2 separate regions of the Homo sapiens genome follow, and region 1 is linked to region 2. Evidence: chromatin contacts called from ENCODE Hi-C or POLR2A ChIA-PET data. All regions are on one chromosome and are shown on one strand. The core of a region is the stretch at or near the end of the contact, and the rest is flanking DNA. Distances in the headings are between cores, read along the strand shown.

The links. A loop is a pair of places that touch in the nucleus more often than their neighbours do. ChIA-PET counts read pairs that join two places held with the same protein, here RNA polymerase II (POLR2A). Pooled maps may share reads with other maps.
Region 1: a loop to region 2 is called in a map of PC-9, with 9 times the contacts of the local background. The contact joins two enhancer-like sites. A Hi-C loop is called at or near these places in 1 of 168 maps with a recorded cell type or tissue (PC-9) and 5 of 50 pooled maps. POLR2A ChIA-PET finds 5 or more read pairs at or near these places in 2 of 52 experiments (PC-9 and activated T-cell).

Annotation. Positions count from the first base shown.
Region 1 is chr10:114,855,516-114,859,546 of GRCh38, reverse strand. The region is part of intron 14 of FHIP2A (FHF complex subunit HOOK interacting protein 2A); the gene reads right to left. Among named protein-coding and RNA genes, the nearest start is that of FHIP2A, 36 kb to the right of the region's middle. Within about 2 kb of position 2,771, at least 3 of the 41 ENCODE cell types and tissues checked have a DNase peak (open chromatin) inside an H3K27ac peak, as active enhancers do; they include PC-9, where a contact is called at or near this core.
Region 2 is chr10:114,621,331-114,625,191 of GRCh38, reverse strand. The region is part of intron 1 of ABLIM1 (actin binding LIM protein 1); the gene reads left to right. Among named protein-coding and RNA genes, the nearest start is that of ABLIM1, 35 kb to the left of the region's middle. Within about 2 kb of position 1,456, at least 12 of the 41 ENCODE cell types and tissues checked have a DNase peak (open chromatin) inside an H3K27ac peak, as active enhancers do; they include PC-9, where a contact is called at or near this core.

The DNA.
Region 1 (4,031 bases), core at 1,522-4,021, 230 kb before region 2:
AGGAGGCTGCAGAGAACCCAGGTGGCAAGAGTGAGACAGACACTGCAGCACAGTGGAGGGAAGAGGGAGTCAGGACCAAGTGCAACATCAGCCAGCACAGCGGAATGTTTCACTCTCAGCCACTGAACAACCTGCAAAGCCTTGATCACAGTGAATAGCAATGAGGAAGTCAATCTCTGGCATTCAGTGGAGAATGCTCGGGCACACGCCAGTTCTGCTACAGACTTCGGCATTTTACTATCTTTTGAAAATCACCACAGCTACAGACGCTACGATGAACATGTTTTGTTACATAAACAGAAACTCTCAAGTCCTATGCTGTAAGGCCCATTTTAGTCTTTCTAACTTACTACTAGATTCATGAACATGGATTTTTTTAAAGAATTAAAAACTGCTCCAAGTCATTTATTATTTTTTTTCAAAACCTAGCTGTAAGCAAGGTAATTGAAAGGAAATATGTATTCCCAGTAAAGGATAGTTTAAGAGTAAATTCTCCTACTTGGTAATACTTGGGGGCTTTGGGTATTTTTTATTGATATAGCATAATTGTACCTATTTTGGGGGGGGTCCATGTGATATTTTGATACATTTCACAATGTGTAATGTGTAATGACCAAATTAGGGTAACTGGGACATCCATCACCTCCAGCATTTATCTTTTCTTCGTGTTGGGAACATCACAGTTCTCTTCTAGCTCCTTTGAAATATACAATACGTTTTTGTTAACTAATTTCCCTACTGTACTACTGAATACTAGAACTTATTTCTTCTAACTGTACTTTTGGACTCATTAACCAACTTCTCTCCATTCCTCCTCCCTTGATAATATTTGCAACAGAATAGCCTTCTCTGAGACTCAACTCATAATAAACAATGAATTCACATTAAATTGTATTTTAGGTATGAAGGAATCATTTACAAAAAATAATTTAAAAGAATGCATTTAGTAAAAAAAAAAAAAAAGTAGAAAAAATTTAAAATACAACTTAAGTCCAGAATTGTACATGACTCTTCACTGCAGGTAGTTAAGATTTTTAGGTCACTAAATTTCGCCATCTGCAGGTGCTTAAATAAATAAATCAGTACAATTTGGCTTTAAACAAATACATTACTATTTAGACTTTGTATTTTCTCTGTGTGGTGTTACCTTGGTTTGTAGTTTATTTTAACATAAATGTAGGTCATAGGTTGCTTAAGAAATTTAAGGCTGACACAGATTATTTCTCAACGTAGTAAAAATGAAAATAAATTTCAACAAGATAAACTTGTTTCACTGTACTCTGAAATGGTCTCTACTTCCTATTGGTAATAACTTTAAAACAAGCTAGCCTTTTTGGAAGTTGTTGGTAGTTAAGTGTTTATATCTATTACTTGAGGTCCCTTTATTTTATACTTTATACAGTATTTACCTGAAAGGAAAGCAAGCCAGATTTCTCTGACATGACAAATGGACTTGGCCCATGTTTTTGGACTGAACTCAAATTTTGAGATAATAAACTTTGACTTAAAAAAGTAATATCAACTTCACTTTAACAATTAGAAAATGTGACAAGTAGCTAAGTTACTTGATCAAATTCAAACTCATCATGCTCAGGGCAGGGACAAGATTTGGCCTCCTTACAATGTTCCCAGTGTTCTTTACATTCTGCTATGGGCTTTAGTATTTTACTATCTTTTTAAAATCACCACCGTTACAAACAATAGTAAATGTTTGTATTATGAATTTTTTCAAATTAGCATTGTGATAACACAATAGTGTTATGAATACTTGATACTGTAAGTTCTCAATTATGCATGAAGACATTAGCCACTTGCCAAACTATTCATATTAAATTTTTAATCTCAGTCAAGTTACCTAGACCCTATTAGGAATCTATACTAAGAAAATGCCCTGCAAAGAGAAAAACAAAAGAAAAAGAAAAAAGAAGAAAGAAGAAGGCCAGGCGTGGTGGTTCATGCCTGTAATCCCAGGACTTTGGGAGGCCGAGGCAGGTGGATCACCTGAGGTCAGGAGTTCAAGACCAGCCTGAGCAATATGGTGAAACCCCATCTCTATTAAAAATACAAAAATTTGCCAGGCGTGGTGGTGTGCACCTGTGATCCCAGCTACTCAGGACGCTGAGACGGGAGAATCGCTTGAGCCGGGAGGGAGAGGTTGCAATGAGCCAAGATCACACCACTGCATTCCAGCCTGGGTGACAGAGCGAGACTCGGTCTCAGAAAAAAAAAAAAGAAGAAGAAATAGGGAGAGAAAGAAAAAAAAGAAACTACAAGCAAGTATCACTTCCGGCAAAAATGTTTAGGAAAGAAAGTAAAACTAGGCCAAAAATGCTTAGCTTTCTAGGACTTGTGTTTTATCTCTGAGATCAGACTATACCACGTTCTTACCCAAAAGGCTTTGAAAATCAAGGGTTTTTTTTTTGTTTGTGTTTTAATTTTGTTTTAGAGACGGGGTCTCACTATGTTGCCTAGGCTAGTGTGCAGTGGCTATCCTTAGGCACAATCATAGCGCCCTACAGCCTTGAACTCCTGGGGTCAAGCAATCCTCCTGCCTCAGACTCCTGAGTAGCTGGGACTACAGTTGCACCCGGCTCAAGAGTTTTAAAGATAAAAGGTTTCAGACGGGGCTCCATAGCTTACCAGCTGTAAGTCACATAACTGAAACCAAAGATTCCTCATTTGTAAAATAATACTAGAAATCTCTCTTGCCTATGATACACGGTTACAGGAAGAATGACTGAAACAGTCTATGAATCAGCGCTGTGCTATGAAGTGCTATCTGGTGAAATTGAAAAGTATTTTAAGTATTTCAGATATTCTGTTTTCAATGTATCCTTTTGTGCCAGCACTCCACAAACTAGAGAAAAAGTGCTCAAGGTTGAAGATTCAGGGTAGATCTTTCAATTCAGAAACTACTTTTTAAAATTTAGATTCCTTTTTAGTACTTTCGGTCAAAATTCCTAAACATTACTGTCTTGATACTCATTGTTATTACCTCTTGCTTGTTAGCTTAATCAAGCAACAAGCTTGATTTAAACTACGCCTAGCAAACTGGCTCAAAAACAAAAACAAAAAACAAACCACAATAAACTGATGCATCCTGGCTACCCAGGAGGTTTACACAGCCATGAGGTGAGGCCACAATACCTATTAATAGCCAGATTTTTATACTTTGGTTGTCAGGTTTAAAACGACCAACCAAGCAACACTAGAAATACAGCGAATGCTATTAAGAGGTTAAAAAAGAAAAAAAAAAGGACCTGGTCTCTTATAGAGATTACCGTCAGAAACAACGCTGACTAAACTCTAACATAGTGAAATACTTCTTAGATTACAATTTCTTTATTTGACTTTCTAGTTACTGAAGACAGCCTACTTAGTAAATTTCTTTTACAACTCCCTATGCTCACATAAATATTTAACTAAAATGCTAAAAAAAGAACACGTACTTTAACATACAGTTGAAAATTAATTCCAAATTGGTCCACTCAGTTTCCACACTGAGGAAAGTACTATGCTAGTTGTGTTCTTTCAGGTTTAGATTCTAATGAGTCAAGCATTTCAAAGCTCTCTCATCACTAAGCTTATGAGCCAATGAGAGATGGAAGGAGGGATTCCATAATCCCAAATTTATTTCTCCTAACAGTCAGATGAGATGTACATAGCAACTTATCAGCTGATGGTGATTTTTATCCACCTTTAAAGGAGTACATTAACCTTTTCTATTTCACCTCTCCCTTATGAAAATGAGTATCGTTTACAAGCTTTGTCTAAAGAGCCAGGTTCATCTAACACTATTCTGTGATTTTACTGAGACCAGTGTTCAAGATTCAATCTGAAATGACATTTAAGGTCTTCCAAATTGAGCATCTGTATTTGTACTAAATGTACTAACTAAAAGGCTAAGCAAGTCATAAAAGAAAAGCAGTCCTAATCATCTCCAAAATGTGTTAAGGATATTAAGACAATGGCCTATCATGAGAAGTAAAATAAACAAGCAGCTGTCAGGCCAAATAAATGTTTTTAACATA
Region 2 (3,861 bases), core at 207-2,706:
GTTGAAGTTTAATGCCTCACCCCTACCTGCCCTTGGATTTGTCTTAACTTCAAAAGCCCCAGTCTTTTAAAGGGGACACCACCAACAAGGTCATTTCCTAAGTAAGGTCTAAAGGGAAGTGATAGATTAAAGGAGACACTACAAGGCTACAAGTTTCAAAATAAATTGTTCTTGATCAGTGACATTCACACTACTCAACTGTGAATTTCCCATCTTTGTGGGGAGGGGTGCTCCAGTTTTTGTCATCATATTCTGCTTGAGAGAAAGCAACCCAAGTGTGAATTGCTTGTACTATTTTATAAATGAAAGTGTTACTCTTACCAGGAAGTGTGGCTCTGCTTCACTCCAGAAGTACTGTCTGAATAATGGGATTTCCAAAGCTAAAGGAAAGGATTTCACATGTTTAAAAAAAAAAAAAATCTTAACAAATCTCCTGCCCTCTAACACCAACTAATTGATGTCTAAAAAATGTTTATCCAGAGAGAAAAAGATGTCATTTCTACGATATAAATAAATATGAGAGAAGGAATACATTGACTTGAATGTGTTCAAGGCTCTTGAGGGCAATTTTTGATGACAGGAATGAAGTCAAGAATATGTAGACAGTGGGCATCTGAAATGGAGGTTGGGCCTCATCTACTGTTAGCTACTGTCAGACTTTGGAGGTGGTATTGCTTCTTGCCTTTCCCATGCCAGGCCAAATGACCAGGAAGGATGAACAACTTGTGTTGCATCACAGAGAGTTTCTTTTAAAGAACGACAAATTGACTTTTCCAAATTCCTGCAGAAGATGTACTGCAAGAGACTCACCCCACCAAGAAGCATATCTTGGCATTTGATTCATTTTGAGGAGGTGGCCCTCTTTGCCATCGCATTCACAGCCCTAGGGGTCAAGAAAGAGGATCCTGGTATTGTTGGCTTCTCCTATGCCAAAGTCAAAGTGCTGAGTGTTTTCCTGAGCCAGCATTAAAGAGCCAGAGAACTTTTCAGAAGGTTCAGTGATCAGTGAGTGGTGCAGGATTTCTTCCCATTGTGGTTGAGTTTGATCTGGGTGCACCACAGTAAAAACCAGCCCAGCTTCCTATTTCATTGTGTGTTTGTCTGATGGTGACTCATACCGAGAGGTATGTTTATCCCAAACTGGCAGGAGCTGTGTATTCAAGGGCAAATTTTGTTAACAGTGGGGAGAGCGAAAATTTGTTATGCATGACCTCTTTTCTCTGAAACATTGTATTTGTGCTCAGACTGACATAATTAATGTTATTATGGTCCAGTGTCCCCTGGGGGTGGAACAGGGGTGAGTTTGTGTGTCCCTGTTGCAATCAAACAGGCTGGCTTGTTTGAATACTTGCATTTAACTATGAAGATCCTGGCTTTTTTAATACTTCTAAGGAAATTACTGTCTAGGACAGTGCTTCTCAAATTTCAACTGGGATCAGAATCATCTGGAAGGCTTGTGAAAACACAGATTTCTGGGCCCTGCCCTCAGAGTTTCTGATTCAGTAGGTCTGGGAGAAGGCCTGAGATTTTGCATTTCTAACACTTCCCAGATAATGTTGATGTTCTTGATTCAGGGACCACATTTTGACACTGTGCAGGTAATCTGTCGTTTCTGTGGGTAAAATGACCAGCCCTACAGGTGGGTAAGTCAAAATTTTTATAGAAGTAGCTTCTTCATTCCCTTTTGCAAATATCATCTGGCTCACCATGCACAGATGGCAAAAAGAAGGTAAAGAACATCACTGTCACTCTGGCTCTCCAGCAGGATGAAACAAAGCCATGTTTCATAATGAAGCAGACCTGTGAGATCCCAGTGGCCAAGAAACTGCTGTCAGTATATGATACTGGGAGCAAAGGTTGGCAGGAAGTTTAAGTTACTTTTTCATGGGGGCGAGTTGGGGCTCAGCGTGACTTGGAGAAGGCAACATTAATTCAGAATGAAGGCACAGGTGTGCATATTCTGCAGGCATCACTCCTATGTTTCCAAGACTTAGATGAGCATGTTTACCTGGAATCATAGAGCTATTTGGAATTTTTGGGTAAAAGTTCATTAACAATACAAAAATTAGCCAGGCATGGTGATGCATGCCTGTAGTCTCAGCTACTCAGGAAGCTGAGGTGGGAGGATGGCTTGAGCCTAGGAGGCAGAGGTTGCAGTGAGCTGAGATCGCCATGCACTCCAGCCTGAGCAATAGAGCCAGACCTTGTCTCAGAAAACAAACGAAAAAAAGGGAAAAGAGTTAATCAGCTATCTTGGCTCACAAAGGCTACCACTCCCTCTTTAATCTTTGAGGAATTGAAATATGTTGTTTAGGCTTGGAGTGTTTCATTTACTACCACTGTACAATATTTACTGTTCATTTGGTGGAAGTAGATCATCATAAAGGCCTTTATCCTCCTTGTCTTTATGCTGAGCAGGTGAGGAGAAGGAAGAAGAGGAGGGTTTGGTCTTGCTGTCTCAGGGGTGGCAGAGGTAGAAGAAAATCTGTGTGCAAGGGGATCTGTGCAGTTCAAACCCGTGTTGTTCAAGAGTCAACTGCATTCTGTCTATGTTCTAGTAGTCTGTATTTTTTCTTCTGTTTATTTCTGTTGTTCTCTATTTGAAACATGAGAAGGGAAAAGTTTAAGAAGAATTAAGAAAAGTGGGTCAGGCACAGTGGCTTATACCTATAATACCAGCAATTTGGGAGGCTAAAGCAGGCAGATCACTTGAGCTCGGAAGTGTGAGACCCTGTCTCTCCAAAAAACAAAATTCCCCCCATCCCCCGACAAAAATTTAGCCATGCATGGTGGTGTGTGCCTGTAGTCCCAGCTACTTAAGAGGCTGCAGTGGTGGGAGGATCATCTGAGCCTGGAGGTCGAGGATGCGATGAGCCATGAACGTGCCATTGCACTCCAGCCCGGGCAATAGAGTGAGACCCTGTCTCAAAAAAAAAAAAAAAAAGAAAAAGAAAAGTGGATGATAGGAAAAGGTGGCAAGGTTGTTCCTCATTGGAGTATCTGATGGGGAATGGGAGAGAAGGCTGAGTACTCCCTTCCTGGAAAAATGATAGGGGCTATGGGTGCCTGGGTCCATGGACCATCTCATAGTGACACATGAGCTAGGTGGGTGTCTACTGGACTGCTGCCATGTGCCACTTGAGGGACACCTTCTGAATGGCCATCAAGGAGCAGTTTTAGGACTGATGGGGATTGGAGTCCGCAGGACGAGAGCCCAGTTATGCTGAGCACTAAAGAAGGATTGGATGCCCCTCTGTCCCTGCTTACCTGGAAAATGCTACCACTTCTGGCATGTGTAGAGGTCCTAGCCTAAAACTCAGAAATAGCAATGAGCCATAGCGAAGGGCTTCTAGTAGCGGCCTGATCACATTACAATTTTCTTGAGGTCTCTTATCTGTGAGGCACTTCGAGAATAACTCGACACACTGGAAAGATCCTACATTTAGTGGATGAATGGGTTAGCAGGTGTTGAGAGGGATGCTGATGGAGAATGCAAAATGGAGGGGACACCAGGTGATAGAATGGGGGTGAACAATCTTCTATGGGGGTTCTAAGGAAGGAAGAGCTATAGTCCCAAGGGAATCAGAAAAGGCTTTATGGAAAAGGGGGCATTTAAGATTGGTATTTGAGGAGTTCTGTAGGTTTCTTAATGTTGGGGATGGTGTTTGATTCAACCTATATTCATTACACAGTGTCTGCTCCATAGTAAGCACTCAGTGAATGTTGAATGAACTAATAAGTGAATGAATGAGGTGTATGGGTCGGGGAGATGGTTATTCTTATTTGGGAAATTTTTTTTAGACTCTAATATGAGATAAGCCATCTAGATATAGCAACACATAAAATGCAGTTCTTGACCTG